2 separate regions of the Homo sapiens genome follow, and region 2 is linked to region 1. A link is an interaction called in ENCODE POLR2A ChIA-PET data of the cell type or tissue named here. Cell type or tissue: GM12878. All regions are shown on one strand. Each heading gives the region's core, and the rest is flanking DNA. Links, peaks and the distances in the headings are about the cores only.

Evidence for each region. Peaks named below come from ENCODE experiments on the same cell type or tissue, not always from the same donor. Only the 100,000 strongest peaks of a DNase experiment are listed, where the experiment ranks them.
Region 2: POLR2A ChIA-PET joins it to region 1 with 13 read pairs; 2 of 35 experiments call an interaction of 5 or more read pairs at or near these places.

Annotation. Positions count from the first base shown.
Region 1 is chr10:28,912,196-28,927,663 of GRCh38, forward strand. No RefSeq gene overlaps it. Among named protein-coding and RNA genes, the nearest start is that of C10orf126, 74 kb to the left of the region's middle. RefSeq lists an enhancer at 13,019-13,717. In GM12878, for the core only: no CTCF peak of the experiment used is centred there; no DNase peak of the experiment used is centred there.
Region 2 is chr10:29,048,192-29,063,659 of GRCh38, forward strand. It overlaps LOC107984174 (a long non-coding RNA gene), which reads left to right and starts at 9,864. Exons shown (of 3, transcript XR_001747284.1): 1 at 9,864-9,916; 2 at 10,727-10,799. In GM12878, for the core only: no CTCF peak of the experiment used is centred there; no DNase peak of the experiment used is centred there.

The DNA of each region.
Region 1 (15,468 bases), core at 4,789-12,788:
GCTGCCACTTAGTTCTGGGACTGAGAGGCTCCAGCTGGATTCGGAGGTGGGAAAGAGACCTGGAGCCTGGTGGAGAGGAGGCTGACTTGGCTTAGCCAGGCAAAAGGTAGCCAGGAGCTAGGCCAAAGGCCCAAGGCTGGCGTTCAGAGCCGGGACCCTCTAGAGGAACCCCTTTTGATAAGCATGGGAATGTTTCTCGGAGTTGTAATTGTGTCAGCCCCATGCCTTCAGTACAGTTTTATTAAACAGTTGGGCTGCTCCTCTCTGTGCATTGTGGAAGTACAGGCAGAGCTTGTGTCTGCACTTGGAGTGTCTTGCATGGGGATGGCCGAGCAGCCTGAGGAAGCCAGTGTTGAGCCTGTTCAAGGGAATTTCCTTGCAGGGCTTTGCAGCACCGGCCTTGGAGTCAGGGTGGCTGGAGGGATGAGTGACTACTGGGATGGGTGGGCGGCACATCCAGCATCTCTCCAGAATTCTCCAACATGTTCATGAAGGAGAAGCAGGGAGAAGAATAACTTTCTTGAGTTATGGAATTGGGCCTCAAAGTCATGATTATTTGGATAATAAGAAAACACAGGCTGGGTACAGTAGCTCACAGCTGTAATCCCAGCACTTTGGGAGGCTGAGGCAGGAGGATTGCTTGAGCCCAGGAGTTTGAGACCAGCCTGGGCCACATGGTAAGACTCAGTTTTTACATAAAAAATTGTTTTTAAAATGAACCAGGAGTGGTGGCTCGCATGTAGTCACAGCTACACGTGAGGCTGAAAAAAGGAGGATTGCTTGAGCCCAGGAGTTCAAGGCTGCAGTGCAGTGAGCTATGATTATACCACTGCACACCAGCCGGGCAATAGAGCAAGACCCTGTCTCAAAAAAACAAAACAACTCCTCTCCCCACCTCGAAGCCCCACGATCTTTTTGGTAATTACAGGTGAGTGAGGTCTGGGGACTTACTAGTTCTAACTGGGATAAGTGCAAAGCATTACTATGTCTATAAGATACCTTCCATTTTTTAAAAAGCAAACTTAAAAGTTGAAACAATTCCATATTTTACATGTCTTTAGAGGTTCTCATTATGTACGTAGGTGAAATAATCACAATGTAACTGAAATGTTTAGTTTTCAGCCAGTGGTTTGATTTTCTCTGCTATAATCCCTCTTACTCTGACCTTGATATTCCTCACTCCCCAACAGCTAATCCATTGGTGAGTTAAAGATTTCTCAAATCTGCCAGTATGGTGGCTTACACCTGTAATCCCAGCACTTTGGGAGGCCGAGGTGGGAGGATTGCTTGAGCCCAGGAGTGCGAGACTGACCCAGGCAACAGAGTGAGACCCTTTCTCTACAAAAAGTAGAAAAATTAGCCAGGCGTGGTAATGCACGCCTGTGGTTCCAGCTACTTGGGAAGCTGAGATGGGATCACTTGAGCCCAGGAGGTCAGGGCTGTAGTGAGCTATGATTACACCACAACACTCCAGCCTGAGTGACATTGCAAGACCCTGTCTTCGATAAATAAATACATACATAAATAAATAAAAATAATGCAAACACATTTTTAATTTACAAGACACTCTTTGAGAAAACTATATTCTGGGAAGGGATTATGAAGCTGGATCTGGAATCGTGCCTGGTTCCCGTCCTCTGGCTCATTCATGAAGTGTTGGATGAAGCACTTTGCTGAGCCTAAAGAGTCCTGCTGTGTGGGATGAGGTGGGTGGAGGGACTTGTTAATGCTCATGTCCCATCCAGGGCCCCCTTATGCTCTTCTGATCCAATTCCCAGGAACATCAACTCCATAAAAACATTCCTCTCCCTCGAGCCGCCCATTAACCTTTCTGAGTTGGCTAATGATTAATGTCATTAGCTTCGGAATGCGATGGCAACTCCCCAAGAGGGTATGGCACCCACAGTGTTGTGGGTTGTAAGAACTGTGCAAACCAAGCGAGCTGTCCTCAGTCTGGGTGTGGAGATAATGGTTTTACCCCCTCCAACAGTGACTTTTATTGCAGTCATAATTACTCATCTGTTCAGTTAGCACCTGCCCTACCAGTGGGGAGAGAGAACCCAAATAATAATGTCAAGTTTACCCAACCTAACCAATGCAGACATCACCAATGATGTGATGACCTTGTGTTTGGAAAGCGAAGGTCTCCTTGGGCAGGGGAGCAGCCCAACCACATTTTCTCAGGAACTGCTCTGATTTCCTTTATCCTTGGCCTGGCTCTAGCAGGTTAAACCTTTATGAGATTGTCATTCCCATAGGTCAAAAATGACCAAATATAAGGAATTTCATAGGGTTCAACCCAATATAGTTTGTTCTTGATTTTTCTAGAGTAGTGATAAAAGACACGGGTAGAAAGTAATAAGCAAAGAGAATAACTTGTCAAGTAAGAAAACTCTAACAAAGTTAGGGGTAGTATATTTTAAAAGCTTACTTGCCCTGGAGAAGACTATGCGTATTATACACTCTTGCATTAATATTATATGCATGTGGATTTTGAAATATTTCAACTCCTTGGGTGAGACATTTAAGGTAATGAGTTCCTGAAGTTTCATGTCACTACAGTGCCTGAAAATCGTTTTCATGGAATTTTCATTAATTTCTAATAGATGAGAAGGTTGTATTTACAAAATGAGTGATTGTTGCCTTAGAGATCAGGCAGGACATTGCCAGTAATGAGGGCAGACTGCAGTCAGGAAGTCTTGTTTGAATTAATAGTAAGTGAACTTCAAGACAGCAGAAGTCACTGCTTGTCCCAGATGTCTAATGATGAGTAAGTGAAACAGGAAAGCAAGGAGAACTAGCGCTGCTTGCCTACTGTGTGGCAGCTCTTCACATCCTCTTTCCTTTCATCTGCATACAACTCCACAGGGACAGGGATTATTGTCACCATTTCACAGATGCTCCGAGCAGTATTAAATCAACTGTCAAAGTCCATATCACTAGACATTGGCAGAGCCAGCATTTATGGCCAGCTCAGTTGTATTCAAAGCCTCATCATTTGCTTATGCCAAGAAAGACTGGATGACTTGGTACCAAAGGTGGTCCATGTTTATGGCTTTGGGCCTGGCATCTTCAGAAGTGTCTTAGTTTGGGATTGTGCATGCTGGTGCCATTTTCCTGATTCACAGGTCTCCTCAGCAAGCACTGGAGAAGGCATCCTCAAGTATAAAGCATTGGGACTTTGGGTTGCATTAAAATTTGCCTCCAGTTACTCCCAGCAGAGCTTGGAACGCAGTAGTCAATAAAGCAAATATATATATATTTTTTGAATTTTATTATAAGAGATACATAGTGTATATATATATATTTTAATTTTACTATAAGAGATAAGGTCTTTGTCTGTCACCCACGCTGGAGTGCAGTGGTGCAATTATAGCTCACTGCAGCCCTGACTTCCTGGGCTCAGGTGATCCTCCTGCCTCAGCCTCCTGAGTAGCTGGGCCTGTAAATGCTAAAAACCAGCTGCCAGCACGTTCAGCTAATTTTTCTACTTTTTGTAGAGATGGAGTCTTGCTATGTTGCTCAGGCTAGTCTTGAACTGAGCTCAACCAATCCTCCTACCTCAGCTTTCCCAAATGCTGGAATTACAGGCATCAGCCACCATACCCAGCCTTGCATATTGTTTTGGTGGCATCTCAGATGACCTTGTTAGCTGGATTTTCTTGTCAGAAATCGAGGATAAAAAGGATTTCCAAGTCACTTTTATACAGGATGAAATGGAGCTTTGGTCGAAACCTTAAGCCACCAAACTCTTTTTGGGTTGGGTGAGAGCTGTAGGTTGAGGAGCCATTATATCAAATAACAATTATGACTGGCACTTGAAACGGTGGGGGTGGGAGAGAGGGAATAAATAGTTTGGATGCTGGCTTGGACTGCTGGGCTAATTCTGAGTGCTTCTGTTTTAATCAGCTCCCATGGCGAGAGTCATGGAAAAATACCACTTTCACATGTACACACAAGTACTGAGCTTAAGAGTAATGAGCACTAATGCAGTCATTTAATACATATTAATCTGTTTGCTTCCTCATTCTGCATCTGTCACTGCCTCTAAACCCCAGCAACCTGGAAGCTGCTAATTCTACTCTGTTGCTAGACACGCGACATAGAGAAATACCAAAAAGAAAGCATGGAAACCTAGCTTGTTTATGGCTAGTAGGTACGTGGATCTGTTACTACTGTCGATGGTGTGTCCCGTCATTCTGCTTGAGCTTTGGTCAGCTGTGTAGACAGAATTTCCCAGGAAGGGAAAACAAACAGATAAGGAAGCATTCACTGTACATTTTTCGTCCTTTACTGCCTGTATGACTAGCTGTGACAGGCTGCAGGAGATTCGATTCCACTCAGCTACCAAGGACAAGGCTTGCCATAATGGAAGCTCAGTAAATATTTGAATGCGATGCATTTTTTTGGTTCCTATTCCTGTGTTATCTAGAGGAATATAAGGCTTATGCCTTTTTCTAGAAGATGATGGAGGTAAAAGAAATAATTAGACATAAGGCATTTAGAAAGAAGACATGCAAGATGAAAGGCAAGTGAATTGAAGAGAATCATGAGTCATGGTAATGTTACAGACCCCAAAATAATATTATGTGTCTGGTTGGCTGCATTTTTTGGTGGGGCTGGGGAGGGAAACATGTTTCCTGGAGCTGAGCTGCAGAAGAGAATAGGGCCTGACACCTGGGCTGGGCAACCTAGGTTAGTCATTTAATGGCACTGAATACTTCTGTCTAACTCTTTTCAAGACGGCTAACAATCTCTAACTTAAAGGATTGTTGTAGGGATTAGGGATAAGGTCAGTAAGGGCGTGCATGACATCGACTGCCGAGAAGGAGTCAATAGATGGTAGCTCTGGCCAGGCGTGGTGGCTCACGCCTGCAATCCCTACACTTTGGGAGGCTGAGGAGAGGAAGGCAGATCACTTGAGGTCGAGACCAGTCTGGCCAACATGGTGAAACCCCGTCTCTACTGAAAATACAAAAATTAGCTGGGCATGGTGGTGTGTGCCTGTAATCCCAGCTACTCGAGAGGCTGATGCAGGAGAATCATTTGAATCCGGGAGGTGGAGGTTGTGGTGATCTGAGATGGTGCCACTGCACTCCAGCCTGGGCAACAGAGTGAGACTCCATCTCAAAAATAAATAAATAAATAAATAAACAAATAAATAAGTAAATGGTAGCTCTCATGGCCTTTATGCAGGAGGAAGGACTGGAAATGGGTGTCCTCAGTGAGTGATCAGAATTTCAATAAGTGGTGAGAAAGAGTAAAGGCATCTTCCATGTCGATGTGTCAAACTATAGTTCATTCATTTTCATAGTTGCATAGTTTTTCATTGTATGAATATCCTCCCATTTATTTGCGTGTTCTCTGGAGGATGGATATTTGGTTGTTTGCATCTTCCAGCCATTATGAACAACATGATGTACTCATTTTTGAAGGCTACCATAAGAAAAGACTGCAAATAGGATGGATTGAAACAACAGAAGTGCATTCTTATACAGGGGCTAGTCTGAAGTCAAGGTTTCTGGAGGGGTATGCTCTCTTTGAAGGCTGCCGTGAAGAAGCAATTCCATATCCTTCTCTTAGCCTCTGACATCGCTGGCAATCTTTGATGGTCCTTGGCTTCTAGACACATCCTCCATTGTCTCTGCCTCCATAGTCATGGGGGTCTCCCTACTTGTATTTTATCTTTCCTCCTTTTCTTACAAGGACACCAGTCTTATGGGATCAAGAGCCCACCCTATTAACTCCTCTTAACTGAAATAATTATATCTGCAGTGATCTGTATCCAAGTGAAGCCACATTCCAAGGCTCTGGTGAGGATATTAATTTTGGGGGGAACATTATTCAGCCCAGCACATATGGCTGTGAACATTCTTGAATCTGAGCAAAGTGCCTGTGGGCCACCCTCCCATGTCACCACTCCATGCCACTGGGTCATAGGGTGTGTGCATCTTTGTAGGATTATATCCAATGGCTCTTCCAGTAAATTGTGACAAATTATACTCCCACGAACAGTGTGTACGAGTTCCTGTTGCTCCATGTCTTAACTAGTAATTGGTACTGTCAAATTTTCTTTTTAAATTGCTAATCTGCTGTGTGTAAAGTGGTACATCTGTATGGCGTAATTTGCATTTCCCTGGTTACTACTAATTTGTTTTTTCTTCTTAAAATGTATGTTTATATCTTTTACCTATTTGCTTGTTGACTTGTTTGTCTTTTTTTTTTTTTTTCAGCTTTTTGGAGAAATTCTTTGTCAGTTCCAAAATTGCAAATTTATCTTCCAGTGTGTGGCTTATTTTTTCACTCTCTTTATGGGGCCTTTTTGATAAAAAGAAGTTCTTAATGTTAATGTAGTGAAGCTTATCAGTATTTGTCTTTAAAGTTGGAAAACTTTTGTGTTTTAAGAAATTCACCATGTTGAAGCCATAAAGATCTTTCTCCTTAATTTCTTCTAAATAATTTTGAAGTTTTGTCTTCCCCATTTAGCCACCAGGAGGTGATTCTTTTTTTTTCATGGTGTGAAGTTGGGGTCCAATTTTCTCTTTGCCCATAGGGATAATCAACTCTCCCAGCTTCATCTGTCCTTCTTACCACCCCGGATCTGCACTGTCACCCATGGTTTTAATGAATATCCATTTGTGTACCTCTGTTTGGGCTCTGGAGTCATGTGTCTTCTGGTTGGTCATTTCAGTTGTCTTCAAATTTTTGCTATTATGAATGATGATGTGACCCACATCTCTATGTGTCCATATTTGGCCCATCTAGTTTGCTATTTAATTGCCACAAAGTAATTTCTGGATGCAATTTTGCTACATTGAAGAGTAAACACATTTTGTTTTTGCTATTTTCCCTCCATGTCTCTACATCTTCCTCACCCCGCTGCCCTCCATGTGAAAGCTCTTGCCTCACCCAGGCCCTGACTCCTCACCAGGCCAGCCCTCCCCCTGCACACACAGCCCCTCACCTCTTGATGGTCCTGACAGCCCATTCTGGGCCACCATGGCGCCTCACAAGCCCCTCCCCTACCCCCACGTACCTTGTTCTATACCACCTATGGCATGAAGACAAAATTGTTCAGAAAGAGAAAGAAAAAGAAGAAAAATAGGAAGAGCATCAGCACATTTTAAAGCCTTTTAAAAATTATGCATTGAGCTATCACTTTCACAAAGGCATTAGCAATGCACACTTTCACCCCAGTGCATGACAGGGCACAGTGACCTGCAGGAAGCTCCCCGAAGGCCAAGGGTCCGCATGGTTCACTGTTATGTCTTTAGCACAGTCCCTGGCACATAGCAGATGCACAATAAAGATTTGTTGAATGAATGCCTGTACTTCTTATGTTTTCACCAGCTACTTTTTATCATTAAAAAAAAATCCACTTTGTCAATTTATAATGGCACCATGTCAGATCCAGGTACCATTCCATTGTAGGGTAGAGCAGAGCACAGGGTCTGTGTAGTTCTGAGGCATTTCTTCTACCTCTTTTCAGTAGTGCCCTCCCCACTGTCCAGCACACAGATCCATGGATTGAATCTCTGAGGTGATATCCAACACATCAAGCCAAACAGACTTTGTCTTCACAGGTTTCTCCTTCCAAAACGAAGTTTGAGACCAAATTGTGCCCAACATACAACTAGTTATGTGATCATATAACCAGAAACAGATTGTCTGTATGCCACTGTGGGTAAAAACACGGGCTACAGAATGTAGCACAATGGTCCCCAACCTTTTTGGAACCAGGGACCAGTTTTGTGGAAGACAGTTTTTCCACGGACTGGGGCAGGGGATGGTTTTGGGACGATTCATGCGCATTGCAGTTATTGTGCACTTTATTTCTATTATTATTACTTTGTAATATATAATGAAATAATTATACAACTCACCGTATTGTAGAATCAGTGGGAGTGTGGAGCTTGGTTTCCAGCAACTAGACAGTCCCATCTGGGGTGATGGGAGACAGTGACAGATCATCAGGTGTTACATTCTCATAAGGAGCTCACAACCTAGACCCCTCGCATGGGCAGTTCACAGTAGGGTTTGTGCTCCTATGAGAATCCAGTGCCACTGCTGATCTGACAGGAGGCAGAGCTCAAGTGGTAATGTGAGCAATGGGGAGTGGCTGCAAGTACAGAGGAAGCTTTACTGGCCCACCCATCACTCACCTCCTGCTGTGCGGGCTGGTTCCTAATGGGCCACAAACCACTGACCCGGGGGCTTGGGGACCCCTGATAGAGCAGACCTGAGTGAAATGCTGGCTATCCTAATTGGAAGCTAAGAACCCTTGGGAAGTTCTCTAACCTCCTTCACCTTCAACCACAATCTTCTCATTTGTGTAATGTGGAAAATAACATCTAGTTCATGGTGTTCTTGAGAGGATTAAATGAGCAATAATGTATAAAGTGCTTAACACAACACCTGCCACATAATCACAGTGGCTGCAGTGTGTTGGGCTGTAGTTATTAGCCTGACCGGGACATGGGCTTCAGAGAACTTAGAAGGTCTGTTTGCATCGCATTTCTTTATTAACTCAGTGGAAATAGAAATGCACTTCTGGGAATGGAGGAAGAAAAAAAGAACAATTTTAATTTGGTTAAACAAACTGACTCTTAAAGTTGTTGCTGTTTCTATAAGCTTTGATTCCTATAAATTTCTTTTGCCTTGCCTATGAGCAGCATACCAGGGGACCAGTAATGGCTTCACAAAGACAAGGGGCAGGAGCTCCAGACTAATGAGCTTCCTCCTAAGCAGGCTGTGTGCCCATTAAAGCCCCAAATCCTCTGCTGTCCATCTTTCTCTACTCCATGGTTTGCCTTAAAGCACAGTTCGTCAAAAGCCACCATCCTGGACTTGCCAACACACAGCTAGATGATCATAAGGTATGGAGAGCATAAATTAGCTCAAAGACATCACCTATTTTTATTTTAATTTTATTTTTGTATTTTTAGTAGAAACGGGGTTTCACCATGTTGGCCAGGCTAGTCTTGAACTCCGGACCTCTGGTGATCTTCCCGCCTCTGCCTCCCAAAGTGCCGGGATTACAGGCATGAGCCGCCGCACCCAGCCAGACATTACTTATTAAAGCTGAGATGTAACATAAGAAGAAATAAACCCATTCAATTGTCTCCTTGAATAGTAAAATACATGCTACAGGAAGCTATCAGAGATTTTGTGAGCTGTAATGTCTTTAGGAGGAATAAAAAAGATTTTGTTTTTAACAATTCTTCATCTCTGACAACCGAATACAATTTTTTTCCAACGTGACCAAAGAGTGCTGAACATCTCACCAGCAATGTCATCTTTCGCTCCACCTTGAAGTGAACAGAGTGATAAGAAAATCATTTTTTCACTAGTAGAAAAGTTATATGATTTCTAAGAATCCTTGGGCAGTCATTGCTTTGAAGACTTGTTTGACCAAAAACTCATGTTGCCCATCAAAGACTCTTAGCTTTTTCTCAACAGTTGTAATGAGAAGGATTATGATCAGTTCTTAAAAGTGTACAAGTTAACAAGATAATACTTGGCATCAAGTCCATCTCTAAGCTTCTTAAAAGGTCTTTAAAACAAACGATTAACTCTCTTCACACTACCTATGGATGGAGTAGACTTCATTGAAGGTTTGGAAAAAAAGGGAGAGGAGGGACTAGCAGGCAGGGCGGTTTTTTGTTTGTTTGTTTGTTTTGAGACAGAGTTTCGCTCTTGTTGCCCAGGCTGGAGTGCAATGGGGCGATCTTGGCTCACCACAACCTCCGCCTCCCAGGTTCAAGCGATTCTCCTGCCTCAGCCTCCTGAGTAGCTGGGATTACAGGAGCCTGCCACCATGCCTGGCTAATTTTGTATTTTTAGTAGCGACGAGGTTTCTCGTGTTGGTCAGGCTGGTCTCGAACTCCTGACCTCAGGTGATCCGCCTGCCTTGGCCTCCCAAAGTGCTGGGATTACAGGCGTGAGCCACTGCACCCAGCCAAGCAGTTCTTAAAATGCTCTTATAGCCCTTTGACCCCCCTTTCCCCACTCCCTGTGTCCTCTCTAGGCTGCCTGTCTGCTGGGTGCCCCCTTCGCTGCTTCCATGACTGCCTCTCACCCTCCCTCCTGGATTGTTCTGGCAGGCTCACATTCTTTTCCTTCTGTGATGCAGAGCAATTCCATGCTCTTCTACTAGAATTCTCAGGTTTGACTCAGAGTCCAGGGTCCAGGCAGGAAACAGAAACCACACCAGTGACTTTCACAGAAAGAATTTAATATACAGAATTGCTAACTAGAATTAGGTTACTGACCAGTTAACTGAAATGGCAGAATGTATAGTAAGGTATCCCAGAGGTAGCAATTGCAGAAGGCAGCTACCACCCCAAGGGCTGAAAGAACTATGGGAAGAGTTTGGAGCTATGAAAACATAAATGCTTGAGGATGGGCCCTGTGAAGATGGGATTCTCACCTAGGATGAAAGTGTACTTCTTAGTCAGAGCTAGTGTCTCTGAGCTGGGAGAAGAAGTGTGAGGGTCTGGGACCCAGATTTCCACAGAGGAAATATTGTCTATCTGGTGCTGGTGTTTCTAAGGCTGAGGTGTGAAGAAGCTGGCTGTGCAAGTGCTAGAAAAGCTGGCACCTGGATTCTGTGGCTGATGTGGAAAGGAACTGCCTCTGCGCAGTGAAGTAGTATTGCTACCATGATGCTCAAAAGAGTAGGAAACAGATAAGAAGAAATATGTTCCCTTCTCCTCTTCCAGCCCTGCAGTCTCCCTCTTGAATCCCTTCTTGGTGGAACCTAATAGAGCAGGTGGCCATATAGAAGTGTGGTTTGCAGGTCTGACATCAGCATCACTGAGCAGAATACAGAAGGAAGACATGGAGCTGACAGACAATAGCTTCATAACTGGTGTACACACCCAAAGCCACTAGCGTGTTTAGCAAAATCAAAGAGCTTCCAGTTGAACAGCGTTGCCCTTTCATCTCAGTGGCCTTTCTCTGTCATGGACACCTGGCTGGCACATGACTGAAGGAACTAGCAGGTGGGAAAAGGAGAGGAGAGATCAAATATTTAAGATGTGCCTCCTTTGCCCTCCAGTGCCAGATCCTTAGGTCTGGGAACTCACATCTAAGTGCTATTGGCATCTTCCTGGGACCTTAGGAAAAAATTTGCCACAGCAGTTTCCAACCTGTCTGGGAAGCACTTGAGGCTTAGCTCCTGCACCATCCACTTGGAACTGGATTGGTTGTCCTTGTCCCTGACTCTTCTATGATTTCCTCTCTGTATCCAGCTCTATTTAGATGGCTTATCCTCTGTAAATCTTCCCTCTATAAAGGCATTACTCTGCTAGATCTCCTCCATTCACCCCGCATTGCAGTCACAGCCAAGGCTCAGGCCCATGCCCATCTGATTCCAGGCCTATGGACACAACCTTTACCTCTCAGGACAGGGGGAAGTGATGCTTTTAAAATGTCAAATCTTGTCTCCTTCCCAATAATTTTAAATATGATTTCCATATAATGATAAGGCTTTGTGAGATTCAGAGAGGTTAAGTAGCTTGCCCCAAATCATACAGCTAGAAAGTGGTAAAGCCTGGGTTTCAATACTTGATGGTTTGGCCCTGTCTCCTACCTTGAAGATGACACTTATGTGGAAAATAAGTGGCAGTTTCCTCTTTCTTCTCCCAATCTCTCATCTATGAATGAAATTAGTAAAGGATAATCCAGGAGTGGTGGTTTACGACTGTAATCCCAGCACTTCGGGAGGCCAACGCAGGAGGATCACTTGAAGTCAGAAGTTTGAGACCAGCCTGGGCAACATAGAAAGACTCCACCTCTACCAAAAAAAAAAAAAAAAAAAAAAGAAAAAAGGGAAAAAAAAGGAAATTAGTAAAGGATACTAGCATTCCTTCCTGCTGGTTGAATTCTGCCTCAGAAGGTTTCTTAGCACAGTGCTCTAGAACACCACTACCAATTAAATGGAGCTGGCACACGAGATGAAACTTACTTAACGTGTTTGCCATGAGCCACCCTCTTTTCTTTCTTTTTTCTTTTTCTTTTTTTTTTTTTTTTTTTTGAGTCGGGGGTGATGGGTAGATCTCGGCTTACTGCAACCTCCGCCTTCTGGGTTCAAGCAATTCTCGTGCTGCAGCTTCTTGAGTAGCTGGGATTACAGGCGGGCGCCATCACGCCCGGCTAATTTTTGTATTTTCAGTAGAGACGGGGTTTCATCATGTTGCCCAGGCTGATCTCGAACTCTTGACCTCAAGTGATCCGCTTGCCTCGGCCTCCCAAAGTGCTGAGATTTTTGGCTTAAGCCACTGCGCCCGGCCCTATTTTCTATGTAATTTGAAAGGCGCTGTAGAATTTGATGAGTCGGGAAGCAGAAGCAACTGTGGCTCCACAACCTTTTTCTCCTCTGCTTTTAAGGCATGTGTTCTTTTGGGGTGGATCTGATTTTGTTCTGGTGTTCTGAATCAAAGCAGAAGCACGTGCAGGGGAGGTGGGAAGGGTGTCAGTGTAATCACAAAGGGGAACGCTCCCTGGCTCCAGCTCTCAGGAGGCTCCTGAGGGCTCCCGAAGAAAACTGTGCTGCCTTCTGGATTCCAGGCAGCACAGGCTCCCTTCAGTTGAACCTGAGGCAGTTCCAGCCCGCCAAGCCATTTCCCTTGGCCACCCAGAGCTAGACGGGGAAGAGGTAAAGGAGATTTTGGCAAGAACAGGCTACTGGCCCCTGCTGCTAAAACATGCCTGCCCACAGTGCTTCAGAGAAAGGTATTACTGAGGTTCCGGGGGAACGCCCTGATTGTCTCTGGAATAGGGATCCTTCAGGGCACGGGTCTGAGCGCAGCACTGGGGTGCCACTGGAGAGCCACATGCACCCACCTCCTTCCGTCTCCCCGCATCCTCCCCATGTGTGGAAGCACCCCTCTGTACCACGGGAGCTTGTAGAGCAAAGCTAACATACGGTAATGTCAGCTCGGCCAAGAGAAATAAGGCGGCGGGGCTGGCTGCGCACCAGAGGGAGGCGGCGGCCCCTAACCGAAGGTTTCCGCACGGAGAATTACGCCGCAGAAGCAGCAACAGACCCGCGTATTCATGAGCTCGTGTCACCGGGAGGTCGCTGCCAGGCCTTAGCCCAACCACCATTTCGTTTCAGGAAATGCTGCCAGACTCCAAAATCAGCATAGCAAGGCTGTCCTGATACTTAGATGCGTAAATCAGGGCCGCCGAGGGGGTCGGCCTGCGGCCACTGGGCGCAAGCGAGGAAGACGCCGGGCCAGTGCTCAGGCTCCAGATCTGATTGGCTTAATGTGGTCTGGGACAGATCATCCTGAGCTTCTGAGGCGCAGAAGGAGAGGAAAAGCCTGCCATGGGAGCTGTGTGGTTTCTCAAAGCCAATTTGGTGCAGAGGCTCAGCGGCAGGGCTCGATGACCTGGGACCGGTGTTGCTGTGTTCCCGGGGAGTCAGGTATCAGGACACACATGTGAAGCACTCTGAGGACCCTGTCACCTGCCCTGAGGATTAGACCTGAATTATTTATAGTCCTCCTTTTGCTTTACAAGCCCTGGGGCAAGTGGTTCAGGCTGGCAGGATGAAAATTGGCGTGTGAGTTTTGGGAGGAGTATTCACTAACTTTACTTGTTTTGTGATTCTCTTGGAAGGTAAATAGGGCAAATAAATAACCCACATTTCCTCTGTTTTCCACTAATCAAGGAGGGATTTGCTTGCTTACTTATCAAGTGTGTCTGGTACTCACCTAGATAGAAATATGGACCGGAGGAAAGGTGTTTCTCTCTGTGTGTACATATTAAATAGATCTGTATGCCTTTTCTCGTATTAGAAAAAAAGAGGCCGGGTGCGGTGGCTCACGCCTGTAATCTCGGCAATTTGGGAGGCCGAGGCAGATGGATCATTTGAGGTCAGAGTTCGAGACCAGCCTGGCCAGCATGGCGAAACCCCATCTCTACTAAAAATACAAAAAAAAAAAAAGAAAGAAAAAGCGGGGCGTGGTGGTGGGCATCTGTAATCCCAGCTACTCAGGAGGCTGAGGCAGGAGAATCGCTTGAACCTGGGAGGCAGAGGTTGCAGTGAGCCGAGATTGCGCCACTGCACTCCAGCCTGTGCGACAGAGCAAGACTGCATCTCAAAAAAAGAAAAGAAAAAAAAGAAAATAAAGGCAAGCAATGGAGAGGGTGGTTGTGGTTCACAGAGGTCTGTGAGAAAATGTGACATGAGAGATTGATGTGCTAGTTCTCCTGCTGCACCACCGCTGGGTATGACACGTGCTCCCTGCACTGAGTCCCTTTATCTGATAGGACATTGCCATCATGTCACTTAGAAAAGCTCACTGAAATTCTGCTACAATTCCCTCTACTTTGAATGGAAGGAATTTGTTAGCTTAAGCGTCTTCCAGGAAAGAATATTGTATCAGGAGGTCATCGGGATGTCTCCTAAAACCCCTCAATGTCTTACTAGCCGTATAAATTGGACGGAGTTCCTAACTTTTTAGGCCCTTGGTTAGTTTATCAATGAAATGGAATCGTACACATATACGCATATGCAGACGTATATATGAATATACATACATCTATGTATACTCACATATCACACACATAGAAGCCAGTTGCAACCATTATATGAAAACATTGTCTGAATGTGTGTTCTGATTAGAAATTAAAGATTAAGACATTACACGCATTTGTGTAGTGTAAGCACACTATTAATATTTTTTGAGAATGGTGACTATAGCTGATGATTGATGATAGAAATCCAGGTCTTATGAAGTGTGCATGAAATATTAGCCTGGTGAATCCTACTTTTAAACTACGTTTAATCCTACTTTTTCCAGGGCAAAGTCATTTGCTGTCATGCTTGGAAGGAGTAGAACCAAGTGTTTATGAGCATGGACTTTGGAGTCAGGTAAACAGAAGTCCAAATCCTGTTTCTACCACTAATAGCTGTGTGACCTGGGGCAAGTCACTTAACCTATCTGAGCCTGTATTTTTTTTATTTATGAAATGGAGATAAAGATGCTTGACTCATGGCTGGTTGGGACCGCATACTGCCCACTGGGTAGTGCCATGTCAGGTTGTGATTTCTTGAAACCATCAGGATCAAACAGGCATTCTGAAGATGACGGAATAGAAGCATGCAAAGAACTCAGGTCCCTGATGACATGGTTGAACCACTGGATTAACAAACCTTGAAAAGCCACTCAATTTTCAGACTTCTCGATACAGAACATAATATGACCTCTTATTGGTTCAAGCCAGTTGAACTGGTGGTTTTTTTCTGTTACTTGTAGCTGAAAATTTCCTAACTCATAAAATAACTTTATCTTAAACAAAATTAAAAGCGTTTTACCAACCAAAGCCACAAGTGGTGTAGACCAGCAGTCCCCAACCTTTTTGGCACCAGAGAACTGTTTTGTGGAATACAATTTTTCCACAGACCCAGGACAGGGGTAGGGTTGGGGGGATGGTTTCGGGATGAAGCTGTTCCAC
Region 2 (15,468 bases), core at 4,261-12,260, 140 kb after region 1:
ATGTAATTCCATATGCCCTAAGAATAGGTTAACTTCAGGTTCACATTTCAAGGTTTAACTCATGATGAACTTTCTTACATTTTCCTGGGGAAAAAGAAACAGTTACGTCAGTTGAACCTAATATCTTGTTTGATGCCTCTCTCCTCTGTGTATGTGTTCTCGTTACATCCATTCATCCATCCTTAGCAATTGGCTTATTGGTTTGTTTTCCCTTCTCGGCTAGAAGTCGTTTAGGACAGGGATTGTGTTTCATGCTTCACTATACCCCTTAGCACGAAGCGTGCACATAGTACGTTCTAAATTAGTAGTTGCTGAATAAATTAATGCATTTATTTCCCTTCCTAGCTGTGCATGAAGAAGAATAACCTTAGAAGCTACTGCCTTATCTAGATTTGGGGTTGGTTTTAGATAGTATTTGAATATTTGCCAATGAGAATCTGGCCAGATCAAGAAAAACAGGGTATTCTAGAAAGTCAGATGCCCTACATACAATACCCTGACTCATTGTCCTATCTGTATAATCTGAAAATACTAAGAGGTTATATACCATGATCCTCAAACTAAAATTCTGCAGTTAGGCAATACATGGCTCTAGCCATGATCTTGTACCTAATTAGGGGGTGTGGAGAAAACCGAACCAAACCAAACCAAACCAACAAAAAACCCAAAAGCTTGTTCTTTTTCTAGCTGCTTAGAGCAAGGTTCTATTTGTAAGTTGAAGTTCTTGAACTTCTCACCATGGTATGCAAAATTTGGTTATATGTGAAAGTGAGTGCATCTCCTGGGAAAAAGTCCTGGCTTTCCCCAGTGGCTCAAAGTCTGTGGCACATAAAGTGTTAAGAAACAGTGTTTGGGGAAGCTGTGTAATCTGGTAGAAATAACTACATCTTCTTCTGTGCTGCACTATCAAAGCATCTATCTCAGAGCCCCAGCCAGCCATTTACTTCCCTCCCTTTCTGCCACAAAAGGTCTTTGAGAAAATAGAATGTTTTAATTCATTTTTTGTGTCCTAACAGCACTAAGCCTAAGCCTGGTAAATTGAAGCATCTCAATAAGTCAGAAAAAAGGAATGGCCTTTACAGTACAGATGTTTCAGTTTTCTGGAATCTTCTAGAATCTTCTAGAATAGACTAATCCTTTATTATCATGTATCTCACTTTCTTTGCTTCACATTTTAACTATGAAAAAAAAAAGACCATTGAACTTTAACTGTGAAAAGAAAAAGACCATTATTTTTCTGACCAACTGGTTTGGTCAATGGTAGGAAGAATGTGTCTTTAGAGCATTGTTTGTGGCTCAAGTCTTTTGAGGTCCTTTGAGAATATTTCTCTAAAATTCCTTAAACTTCATTTTTTGCTGGGTGCTCTTATGGATGCTTCTGGGAAAAAAAACAAAACTGTTACTGGAAACTCACAAGGCTAGAAAGAATTTGAGCCTCATGAACAGGACAGCTAGCATTGGTCAGGAAAACAAGACCTTGGGTCTTAGTAGAAGTGCAGTTATTAACTCAAAGGTGATCTAAGGCATGTCATTCATCCCTGAGGACCTCTATTTCATCCATCTGTAAAGTGAGAATACTGGTTTAGATGAACTTTAAATACTCTTTTGGCTCTCACAATCTATAAATCTTTAACCTGGTTCATTTCCACTCTTGAGCAGGGACAGAACAGTTTAGCCTGACCGTCTAATAGAAGCAATCTCTTTGGATTAAAGTATCTGTACTGGATTTCTCTGCATGCACCTCATATCCATTTTCATGGTTTTTCACCTTATTCTTTGTCCCCAGAGGCTGATCTTTAAAGATTGCATCACTAAGTTCCCTTACCCTCTGGCTTTCAGTTAGGTTTAACCCTTGGGAGACACCAGCAGGAGATGAGAAGGTGAGAGGGAGAGAGAGAGAGGTCAAGGTTTCCACTACCTTCCGTTGTCTCCACTGGAGCCTTCTGGGGGAAGGGGCTGCACTTCTCTATTCCTTTTCACAATTCCTACCAGGGGTCCTCAGCTGTAACGACAGCTCTGAGAATTGCTGCTACTCTTCTCTTTAGGTCCAGGAGTGACATTGGCTTCCTGCTGTTGCTACTCTTGTGGGGCTTTCCCGTCTCTTGTGGTTGGTTTGTCTCCATCCTGCCCCCATCTTTGTAAAGAAGTCATTCATTAAACTCTCTTTCACCATTTTCCATTTGAGGAATGAGGTAGGCTACATCTACACACTTGGCAGAAGAGTGGTTCTGAGAAATTTTCCAGCTGCAATTTTTTATGAAATTGATTAGATATTAAATTTTTATGAAATTAATTAGATATTCAACAAACAGGATTTTTTTTTTATTTGTGAAAAAAATATAAGGGTATATTGTGGAGTGGTGAAATTAGGGTTTTTAGTGTAATCATCCCCGAATGATGTACTCTGTACCCATAAATTAATTTCTCATCCTACAACCCCTCTCCCATCCTCCCACACTTCCTTCACACTCTACCTCCATGTGTACACATTATTTTAGCTCTCACTTATAAGTGAGAACGTGTGGCATTTGACATTCAATGAACAGGAATTTATTAAACACTTTGATGGAAGTGGACCTGCATAGCCACCTGATAAAAACTATCTACACTTTTGAAATCGACCATTATGTCACAGGATAAACAGCCAATGTTGACTAATGTTTCAATCTTTTTTAAGCATGGCCATGAAAATGGTTTCTAGATTCATTGGCAGGTCCTGCGGAAGTCAGGGTTGAAGACATCTCTGCTCATAAAAGTACACCTTAGTTTGTGTACACTAAGTTTAATTTAATTGGATTACTCTCCCATGGAAGATAAAGCTTATGTTTTTTTTTTTAATGACCCAAGCTGGAGTGCAGTGGCACGATCTTGGCTCACTGCAACCTCCACTGCCCGAGTTCAAGCGATTCTCCTGCCTGAGCCTACCGAGTAGCTGGGACTACAGGCATGCACCACCACACCCTGCTAATTTTTTTGTATTTTTAGTAGAAATGGGGTTTTGCCATGTTGGTCAGGCTGGTTGTTTTTTTAATAAGAAGAATACCCACAGTATATGTGAGAGGACTGAACACGTTGCAATGTGGTTAACCAGCTGACAAGTGGCATCATTAAAAAATAGACTCTTGGCATGTTAAGGGCAAATTTTCTCCAAAAAGAAATCGGTGAAACCCATCCTAGTAGAACTATATGTCCTGCGGAAGAAGTTGGAAGAAAAATGATGCTGAGAGAAGATTCTGAGAATGTAGAAACATAGCACATTGAGATCTCTTATGAAGTCAGAGTGAATGCAGAATTGGTCATCAGTTCTCCGAAAGACTAAGAGAAAGCTAGTAGACTTGCTGATAAATTAGGATTTGAGTAAGTCTTAAAGGTGGGATAAAAATTCACAAGTGAAGTAGGGGAGGAAAAAAAGGCTTTCAAAGCAAAAGGAGAAGCACAAGGAAAGCGACTGAGGAATCACTTAGTCCATTCAGAGTGAGCAAGGAGAAAGATTTTGTTAGAGAGTACAAGGTAGAGATACAGCTGGAGAACAGATCAGAAAGGTCTGTCTATGCTATGCCAAGGACTTTGTGCTTCATCCTATAAACTGGGAGTGAGTTCCTTTTAGGAGTAAAGTTTTACTCCCAAAGGGATATGTTTAATTTCTAGCTCCTGGTGCTTGAAAATTTGATCTTATTTGGAAATAAAGTCTTTGCAGATGTAATCAAGTTAGGATGAGGTTGTTAGAGTAAGCTCTAATTCAGTATGACTGTTGTCCCTATAAGAAAAAGAAAATGCAGCCCTGTGCAGTGGCTCACACCTGTAATCCCAATGCTTTGGGAGGCCAAAATGGGAGGATCACATGAGGCCAGGAGTTCAAGACCAACCTGGGCAACATAGTGAGACCCCATCTCTACAAAAAATTTTAAAAATTAGCTGAGTATGATGGCATGCATCTGTAATTCCCGCCACTTGGGAGGCTGAGGCAAGAGGATTTCTTGAGCCCAAGAGTTCTAAGCTGCAGTGAGTTATATTGCACCACTGCACTCCAGCCTGAGCTGGAATAGAGACAGAGTGAGGCTCCGTCTCTATTAAAAGAAATCGCCCCTAATCATTTATTCACGAGTCTGTCCAAGCCAATTTGGTAATCCATCCTACAGTTGCTAACAAGAGGATCGAGGGGATGACAAGCAGGGAGCAAAGATAATAAAGTCAGTGAGTATGTAGTCACCAGGTGGATGTCACAAGGCCAGCCCTCAATGCTTGGTTGTTGATATTAATATTGGGCTGGTTGCAGTGGCTCACACCTGTAATCCTAGCACTTTGGGAGGCCAAGGTGGGCGGCTCATTTGAGGTCAGGTGTTCGAGACCAGCCTGGGCAACATAGCAATACCACAGCTCTACAAAATTAAAAAGAAAAAGAAAACTCCAAGTGAAGACAGAGACAGAGACTGGAATAAGTGATGCAGCCACAAACCAAGGAACTCAAAGGATTGAGGCCACAACTCTAAGGGAGGAAGAAGCAAGGAAGGATTCTCCTAAGACTCTCAGGGGTAGCATGGGCCCATTTACACCTTGATGTTGAACTTCTGGCCTCCAGAGCTGGGAGACAGTAAATTTCAATTGCTTTCAGTTACCTAATTTTTAGTATTTTGTTATGTGTTTACATAAGTACCTGTATGGACAAGGATTGTTGGGTAACTGTATAAAGCGAGCCAAGGGTAAAACAATAGGAAGTGGAGGCGTTGTGGCAAACTAGAGAACTTGCATTCATCTTCACATTCAAATATTGTCAAAACAGGACCTGCAGCAAACAAAAGATCTGTGGACCAAATTAGACCCATCAGCTCCCAAGTGTATGACTTCAACTACACATTGGGAGGAATTCAAGAGTTTTAAGCTAAATGCTGATATTAGTTTTGCATTGAGTAGAAGAAACACAGACTGTAAGAGGTTTTTGGGTTTTTTTCCCTCTGCTCTCACACCACAGCAATTAACAAAGAAGACTTCTGTAACCAAATGTATGGGGATTTGTCCCCACCAAGAAGCAAGCAATCAGTTCTGCAGCAGATACCAGTGAGGCACCCTCTAGCCCAATTCAATTCTGATACTGTCTACCTGGAGATAGCATCAGATTCCACAGGTTGAGGACTCAGTCCCCACGACTGACCACCTCCTCCAACTTCAGATACCAATCACAAGTCCCAGGTTGTTTTACCTGTGCTTATGACCAACCACTATAAATCAGGGATCCCACAACCCCCTCCTCTGGTTCCAGTAATTTGTGAGATCGACTCACAAAACTCAGGGAAATACTTACATTTACTTACATTCATTATAAAACGTATTACAAAGGATACGGATGAAGAGATGCATAGGGTGAGGTATGAAGGTAAGGACGTGGAGCATTCATGCCCTACTGGGAGCTCCACCCTCCAGGAACCTCCACATGTTCAGCTATCAGGAAGCTCTATGAACCCCAGCCTCTTGGATCTATTACATGGACAACCATGTAGAGATATAACTGGATAAAAGAGTATGATCTCATAGTAATAGACAGAGTGGGGAAACCCAGCCAGGCCTGTCCAGATTCCTCCTGGCCTATCTGTACAGCATTCCTTCCTTTAAGGTATAGGACAGGACCCCTTCTGAAATGGAGGTCTTATGACCTACAATCAGGCAAAGTAGGTCACAGAATTTCTTTATGGAAAGGTGGGAGAAGATTTGAGTCCTGTCTTGGGGAGAACAAGAAGCAGGTGAGAGGAAAACAGAAGAAGTTCAGAGTGAGAGATTCTATTTTCTGAGTTGTGCTTCTGAGGCCTAAAGTGCTTCAATATTATAACAAAAGACTGTAACAAAGGCTATGGGAGTTAAGAGCCAGGAACTGCAGGCTTTTCCTGCAGTAGAAGGAAACACACGCACGCACCCACGTGTGTGCAATGCAGGTGTGTGCAAGGGACTTCAAAAGGCTCACAGAAAAATAGAATTAAAAGATTAAAAATAAAATATATAAACTTTATTTCTCAACATAATCACTACAAGCTCAAGACACTTTTGTAAGTGATGATGGTGTATATCCTAATATCACATGCATTGTGGAAAAATTGCTCTGGTGGCAATGAGGAAGATGAGTTAAAGGAGAGTGAGGAGAGTTAGTAAGGAGAGTTTGGTATTAACCAGGTGAGAGATGATTCAGATGTAGATCAAGACAAGGACAGTGGATACAAAGAGGAGAGGCAGTAGGATCAACAGCACTTAAGTTTTAAAGAGGAAAGGTTGGATTGGGAAGGGGCACTGAATAGGCAGTAGCAAGAATGAATTATCTCCTGTCATGACTATGCTGTGTAACAAACCACCTTGAAACTCAGTCTGAAATAACTACTTATTCTTATGGACCCAAGGTTGGGTATGGCTTGGCTGATTCAGGCTGGGCTTAGCTGGGTGGATCTGCTTCAGGCCATGCAGCTGTGCTTCTCACTGAAGGTCTCTGGTCTGGATGAAATAGTGCTGCTCCTTGCATCCCTCATCCTTCTGAAACTAGTGAGCTACAGAGGACACATACTTCTGATTGCAGTGACAGAGGGGCAAGAGGCAAACAGAAACACACAAAGCCCTAATGACTGGGCTCAGAGTGGGCACATTGTCTGTTCCACCCATTTGCATTGGCCAAAGAAAGCTATGTAAATACGTCCAAAGTCAAGGGGCAAGGAAGTGCATACCTCCCACAAGGAATCTACAACAGTGCTGTGGATGCAGGAAGGCTGGAGAATTGAGGCCAGTAATGCCATTTGCAATAGTCTGCCCTCTGGCCACCATTAATAACATCCCTCTCATATGCAAAATGTACTCACCAGCATCCCAGAACCCCGAAAATCTCACCAAATCATGGCATGAGGCACAAAGTCCAAGATTCCATCATCTATATCAAGTCCAAATGTGGCTTTTCTGAACTTAGAGTTATATGAATTAGATAGACACGTTGTCTTCTGCATACATGTCCTGTGAAAACAGGGACAAGATAAACACAACAAACACACTCATCAGAAAAGGGAAGAAGGGAAGGCACATAGCACTGACTTGTAGCAGTTTTGAAATCTCACTTAGAAAGTGTTGCCAGGGCTTCCTGCTCTCAGTCAGGAATGTTCCCTGATGAGACTGAGCTCTGCTTCCTTCCTCTTCCTTTGGTAGTCATGGCTCTTGGTTCCCCATTCTAGGATGCCTTTTCATTTCCATCATCTTTCTTGACCATTTTGGAAGAGAGCATTAGAAACGTCCTGTTTTGGTGGCTGAGCTGTTTTTTAAGACTACCATCTTTTCCAGAGAAGGTGAGAGACTTTAATTTGGATAAGTCTTGGTCCCTTTTTAATCCTTTAGCTCTTTCCTTTAGATCTTTATTCATATATAGCTAAATGTAACCATTTCATAATTTTAACACTTCAAAAAATTACCTTGCCCAAGTCCATAAATTCATTAAGTACCCTGTGTATCTTCCAAGTTATCATAGGTTTTACCAATTTTTTTTTTACCATCGCATACAATAGGTCAGCATTGTTTCAGCCCTTTATAATACTTTGATAACCATCTTCCAGATGCCTATAATAACTTCTTCACCTTTTGCCACCCAGTCCTAAAGCCAATACTACATATGTCAAGTTTTACTTATGGAAGGACTCCACTCCCAGACTAAATTTCTGCTTTGGTTAGCTATTGCTGCAAAAATGTCACTCCAAAACTCAGGGACTTAAAACAACACGCTTTTATCCCCATGGATCTGAGAGTTGTCTGGCAAAGGGTTGATCAGGCAGTGCTGGGCTGGACACAGTGAGGCCATGGCTAAGATGCAGAGGCAGAATGCCTACTGCTCACCATGGTTTATAAAAAGGGGAAGAGCAGAGCTGAAGGGAAAGGTAAGGAGCTCAGCTTTGGAGACAATGATTTTTTTTCTTTGAGAGAGTCTCTCTCTGTCCCCCATGCTGTAGTGGAATGATACGATCTCGGCTCACTGCAACCTTCACCTCCTGGGTTCAAGCAATTCTCCTGCCTCAGCCTCCCAAGTAGCTGGGATTACAGGTGCCTGCCACTACGCCCGGCTAATTTTTATATTTTTAGTAGAGACAGATTTCACTGTGCTGGCCAGGCTGGTCTCAAACTGCTGACCTCAGGTGATCCACCTGCCTCGGACTCCCAAAGTGCTGGGATTACAGGCGTGAGCCACTGCACCTGGCCAAGACATTGATTTTATGATGCTAGTGGAACAATCAGGTGAAGAAATGGAGCATAAGAGAACTGTCTTGGGGAGAGAGAGAGGGAGAAAGAGAGACTAGAGGGTCATAAGATTGTACATTGGGGCTAAGGATGCGGGAATAGATGATCTTTTAAGATGATTACATAAAGTGACAAGAGGCTATAATATAACGTTTTAGGGTCACCAACATTTAAGAGGCTTGGAAAGGAAGAGAAGCTCACAAAAAGAACCTAGATGGAACAGAGATATGGGAGAGACACTGTGGAAGCCAAAGGAGAAGAGTTCTATTATTGTGGGATTGAATAACAGTGCCAGTTGCTGCAGTGATCAAGCAATATGGAAACGGGAAAGAGTCTTTGGGACTTGGCAATTGGTAGAGAGATCAATTAATTTATCTGCAAACTAGGACACATTTGAGAGTGAACAGAGAGGGGCTATTAATAATTACAGCAGGACAACATGTGTTCGTGGGCAAACAAGGACATATGGTCACATTAGTCTCTGGGGATCTTTGCCAGACTGTTTCTACAGAGTAACTGCAGTGTAAGCTTGGCTTGCAGTGGGCAGAGGTGTCATATGGAACATGAAGGAGTTGAGACAGCTGGAGTATATTTCTTTCTAGGAGCCTGCTTGGATGAGGAAGTGGGACAAGAGTACAGTAACAAGACCACAGGCTTGGACAGATGTTTGAATCACCTTTTTTTTTTTTTTTTTTTTTTTTGAGATGGAGTCTCACTCTGTCACCCAGGCTGGAGCAATCTCAGTTCACCACAACCTTTTCCTACCGGATTCAAGTGATTCTCCTGCCTCAGCCTCCAGAGTAGCTGGGATTACAGGCACACACCACCACGCACAGCTAATTTTTGTATTTTTAGTAGAGACGGGGTTTCACCATGTTGGCCAGGCTGGTCTCAAACGCCTGACCTCAAGTGATCAGCCCGCCTTGGCCTCCCTGAGTGCTGGGATTACAGGCATGAGCCACTGCACCTGGCCAAATCAACTTATAACAGAGAAGTCCTTAAACAGCTTTTAAGTGTAACCAAATTCAACTGACTGTGAGATTTTTTTTCCAGAGGATTTAGAAAGTAGAACCTGCTAGTAAGACCTAGTAAGACCACCCCCTCCCCCACTCCATACACACACACACACACACACACACACACACACACACACACACATATATATATATATGACATTGGAAAAGGACAATGGGAAAGAATAATCCCATTGGCTCAGGTTGTGGCACCATTTTCAGCAACAGCAAAACCATATTTGTACACACACCTTTGAAATATTCTGTTGTCAAAGGACCTCAGTAAAATGCACTATGGAAAACTCAAAATAAATATGCTATGATACGACTAAGTCTCAAAGTGTATTGAGAGTATTAGAACACTCGCTGCTTGCAGCATACAGCCTCTTCATTCTCTGACCTTGCTAACTTCCCTTCCAAGCCTTCCCTCCTCCACCACACCCAATCTACTGTTAAAAAGTATTCTGAAACCAGACTGATGGCACAAGTCCCAGCTTCAGCAACCCTCTTTGTTAACGGTATCTGTTGGCTCAGGAGTTCATGTGACCAGGCATCAGGAATAATTTCATGATAATCTAGGTTGAGTTTTCTCTTTCCCATCAATGCCAGAGAGTGAGAATGCCAGTCCCACTGATTTCAGGAGCCGGCACAGGACACAGGTCTGGGCTTTATCTCAGTAGTCAAGTTTCTTTTATTGGATTGCCTATGGGGGAAATCTCAGCTCTCAGGCATCACAATGAATGATTCTGAGAGCTTTTACTTGATCTCTAAACTTATCTGCGTATTTATGCAGATTTTGGTTCTTTTTTAAACAACCCTTTCAATTCACTAGTGACTAACAGAATAGCAATACATTTTGGCTAGGCAGAACGTGAGAAGTGAAGTTACATTTGAAAAAGAGTCTTTTCTTTTAGGACATAAAAGATAACTCTCTCAACAACTGGCAATCGTGAAACCACTTTGCCAACAACAGGGTCCCAAGGATGAGAGCCAACCTATTTTAAACATGTCTTAATTTCACTGAAATTTCAGGACTGTTTTTTTAAAACATTCAAAAGACAGAGTTTTAAAGGCAAGCGTATAAAATGTAAATTGCTTCCTCTGGTTATTGCAGAGTGAGGGGTGGTTGTTCCTATTCTTGTTTCTGAATGAGGAGAAAATGCTCATCAGTTCTGGGTGGGATGCATTAACTGGGACACACTGAATACCACAATGGTTAAGTCAGAGCTGACTTCTAAGTCCTGGCTCCATCTTTTATTAGCTGTGTGACTTTGGGTAAGTTAATCAACCTTTCTGTGTTTTATTTTTCCTCCAGTATAAATAGAGAGAAATCATAATGGCCACCTCATAGAACTCTGTCGTAAATATTTAATGAGGCTGTGTTTGTAAAGCCACCTGGTACAAGACAATTATAACATAAAATAAAAGCTCAGTAAAAGTAAAATACATGACTATTTCTTTTGTCATAGATCCGGCCTGAGGAGTCCCAGAAACCAACTTCAAGAAGACCACCAGGAGTTTAATACCAGCCTGGGCAACATGGTGAGACCCTGTCTTTACAAAAACATTAAAAAATTAACTAGGTGTGGTGGCGTACACCTGTAGTCCCAGGAGGCTGAGGTGGGAGGATCACCTGAGCCCAGGAGTGTGAGGCTGCAGTGAGCTATGATTGTGCCGCTGCACTCCAGCCTGGGTGACAGAGCAAGAACTCATCTCAAAACCAAAAACAAAAAAAGAAGAAGGCTTTAAAAAACCTTAATATGTGAGAAAAACTATTGCAGGCTCCAAACCTCAGGTCTGAACAATGGGGCATGTGCTCTGTACCCACCAATGATGCTCTCTGCAAATAAATGTTCAAGTTTAGGGAGCTCCTAGCAATAGTGGGAGAGGGAGCTTAACTCAGAACAGGACTTCTAGCTCCTTCAGCCCGGTGCAGGTCTGGCTTCGAGTAGCATCAGGAATCGACTTCTGTGTGTTCCTCACATTGGAACTCTCCAAGTTATTGGTTTGGTTCTCCATTCACAGCCTTTCAAACTGGCATTTTCCTGAGTTTTAGCTCTACCAGACCTGTGGACATGGAACCCTGGCCTTCCAGCTCTGTCTTAAAGATGGTCTCATAGTGATATTCACTCCTGGGCTGGCACTCCTTCCTTATGAGAGACCCTCTGCTACTGATTGGGGGACTGTTTTAGTTGTACAGAGAACAGGGCGTTTTGTCACTAATGACAAAGGACCAAGTGGAATATTATGAGTAAGTTATATACAAACTATCCTCTGTAAACCAATATTGCTAGTATATTTTACTTTTTAATTTTTATTTTATTTATTTATTTATTTTTGAGACAAGGTCTCCCTCTATCACCAAGGCTGGAGTGCAGTGGTGCGATCTCAACTCACTGCAACCTCTGCCTTCCGGGCTCAAGCGATACTCCTGCCTCAGCCTCTCAAGTAGCTGGGAGTAAAGTTGCGTGTCACCATGCCCGGCTAATTTTTATATCTTTTTGCAGAGACATTGTCTCCCTATGTTGCCCAGGCTGGTCTCAAACTCCTGGGCTCAAGCGATCCGCCTGGCTCGGCCTCTCAAAGTGCTGGGATTACAGGTGTGAGCCACCACACCCGGCCTAGATTTTATTTTGTTAATGCAATGTTTCTGGGAGATGCTTTCTTAAAACGCAATAAATATAAAACTACAAAAGAAAAGTCAATCTCAAAATAACTCTTTATTAGGACTTTTAGACTAGGTCAGGGAACTATTTGGATTGTAAAGGGAAATCCTAGGAGCTTACTTTTAAAAAACAGTCTTAAGTTCATACAGTGAAAAAAAGATTGTGGAAGAACAAAGTGTTCTTTTAAGTTCTGATAGAAAAAAACACATTATGCTTTGCTGAAGATCCTAAAACGGGGGGGAGATATTGATGATCTATCATCTCTGAGCATGTTTCATGGTGCTTTAAAAAGTCCCTTTTAAAGTGTGAATGTATATATATCTCCATAGAAACAATTTTATAGGATGCCCTAGAGGTTTTGAACATGTTTATACTTCTTTGCACAGAAATTCTGGTTCTAAGTTGCTCTCCTACAACAAATATTTATTGAGTGCCTACTCAAGAACTCTTGTGAAGAATTTTTCTGGGCAGTTGAGATACATCCAAGAAGAAAGACACTTAACACTGTCCTCTCTGAGCTTACATTCTAGCGGGTAGTTACAGATAAGGATGCAGATATTGAAGGAATAAATTACAGAGCACATTTGAGGGATTCGTGCTAGGGAAAAAGCAATGCAGGGAGGGGAACCAGGAATGTGGCTCAGCATGGAGCAGGTTACAGCATAAATAGGGATCTATAGCAACATTTTTAATGGCTACAAAGAATTTCATTATTTGGAAGCACCATAGTTTATTACCAATTAAATTTATTCCAAATTCATTATTATACATAAAGCTTCAATGAACATCCTTATATGTCTGCCTATCTATCTATCTATCTATCTATCTATCTATCTATCTATCTATGCCTATTTAGCTATCAATGTATTTTTTTTAAGACAAAGTCTTGCTTTGTTGCCCAGACTGGAGTGCAGTGGTGCAATCTCAGCTCACTGCAAGCTCAGCCTCCTGGGTTCAAGCTATTCTCCTGCCTCAACCTCCTGAGTAGCTGGGATTACACACCACCACACCCGCCTAATTTTTGTATTTTTAGTAGAGACAGGGTTTCACCATATTGGCCAGGCTGCTCTCGAACTCCTGACCTCAAATGATCCTCCCGCCTCAGCCTCCCAAAGTATTGGGATTAGAGGCGTGAGCCACTGGACTTAGTCTGTCTTTCTATCTATCTATCTATTTATCTATCTATCATCTATCTAATACCTGTCTGGTTGTTTTCTTAGGATAAATTTCTAAAAGTTAAATTACTAAGGCAAATTTTTAACAATTTTATTTATTTATTCTTATTTTTATTTATTTTATTTTTATTTTTGAGACAGAGTCTCACTCTGTCACCTAAGCAGGAGTGCAGGGGCATGATCTCAGCTCACTGCAACCTCTGCCTCCCAGGTTCCAGGGATCCTCCCACCTCAGCCTCCTGAGTAGCTGGGACTACTGGCAAGCCTGCTTCATTTTTTTGTTTTTGTGTTTTTTTTTTTTTTTTTTTTGTAGAGATGGGGTTTTGCCATGTTGCCCAGGCTGGGCTCGAACTCCTGGGTTCAAGTGATTCTCCTGACTTGGCCTCTCAAAGTGCTGGGACTACAGGCGTCAGCCACCATGCCAGGTCAAGTCAAATATTATAAGTTTAAGACTTATCTTAATAGTAATCAATTATAATATTAGAATTTCCCCAAATAAAAAAATATAGTTATAAGTTTTTCACCAGGAAAGAGATCACTGACATTCATTGAGTTTTTCCAACATCTTCACAAGAGCACTGATGTGTCCTACCATTTAATCTTATATTTACTTACTTTCTATTTTTAATTTGATAGATAGTTCAAACTTAGTTCTGGGTCAGACCAAGGCAAACATCCTGCCAATGGGAGATACTCAACAGCGGAATGACCACAGGTTAACTAGTCATTTGTTGGCAAAACCTTTTAAAATTCTGTTGATGAATGGCATAGAAATGATCAATTGTATTAAAGCATGGTCTTTACATTTCAGACTTTTCAGAGTGGTATGTGATGTTATGGAGAATAAGTTTCAGATTTTATAGGTTGAATCATATAAAATTGAAGGTCTTCAACTATTTTTAACCTATAAAATTGACCATTTTGTATGGGTCAATCTAGGAAATTGGAAGTTCATTGGTTGCTTATAGAAAGGTGATGGAGTAAATTCCACATAAAAATTCCTTTGGCCAATAAGGGCACCTCACCTAAGAAATAGCTCTTAAATATATTATGATATCAGATGTTACAAATATCTTTTTAATTTTTAAAAATACGCTGAATGAATTCAATTAGCAATGTTAGGTCACAGCGTGCTAACAACTTCAGAGTTAAACATAAAATCAAAATTTTAATTTGGAGGCTTTGGGGATTTGGGGGAAAGGGTGGCAGGTGGTGAGGAATAAAAGACTACACGTTAGGTACAATGTACACTGCTTGGGTGATGAGCGCACCAAATTATCAGAAATTACCACCAAAGAACTTATTCATATAACCAAACACCACTTATTCCCCAGAAACCTATTGAAATAAAAAAAAATAAATTTTTGACTGAATATGCAATAGAGAATAAGTTCTACTTATTCTATTTTATGGAATGAAGTGCTGCCCTTCCTACCAAAAAAAAATTTTTTTTTTTCTGAGATGGAGTTTCACTCTTGTTGCCCAGGCTGGAGTGCAATGGTGTGGTCCTGGTTCACTGCAACCTCCGCCTCCCAGGTTCAAGCAATTCTCCTGCCTCAGCCTCCCAAGTAGCTAGGATTACAGGTGCCCATCACCACGCCCAGCTAATTTTTGTATTTTTAGTAGAGACCGGGTTTCAGCACGTTGGCCAGGCTGGTCTTGAACTCCTGACCTCAGGAGATCTGCTTGCCTCGGCCTCCCAAAGTGCTGGGATTACAGGCATAAGCCACCACACCTGGCCCAAAAAATTGTTTTTAAAAAGAGAACAAATTCTGCTCTTCTGAAATTGAGTGAAAGTATGATGAGAGAAATTGAGTGAATGTCTCATAGAGATGCCAAGCTAGGTTTTCTGTTGTTAATTAGATCACTGAAAAATCTCATGCTATAGGATACATTTGAATAATTTTTTCTACCACAAAATGTACAGACAATAAAATAATGGAGTGGTCTACCCACTGCCAGTGTCTAAACTGAACGCTAACTGTAGCAGAAGGATGCTTGTAGCTGAAACCCAATTAAAATATCTTAAAGTATACAGACTTTTCTCTTTTTACATAACCAAAAGTCTGGATGTCTCAACACTGTCATCAAGGACTTGGGTGCTGTCACTCTTTCTACATCTTTAATGTGTTGTCCAGGTCTCTAGGTGTGGCATCTCATGATTGCCAGATAGCTTCTTAGTTCTAGGGTCATGAGCACCCCTCAAGAGTGCCTTGCTGGAGTATGTTCTCACATGCCTTTCAGATATCCCCTGGCCCCACACTTTGGAAATACAGTCAGGCGTGGTGACTCACGCCTCTAATCCCAGCACTTTGGGAGGCCAAGGCGGGCAGATCACCTGAGGTCAGGGGTTCGAGACCAGCCTGGCCA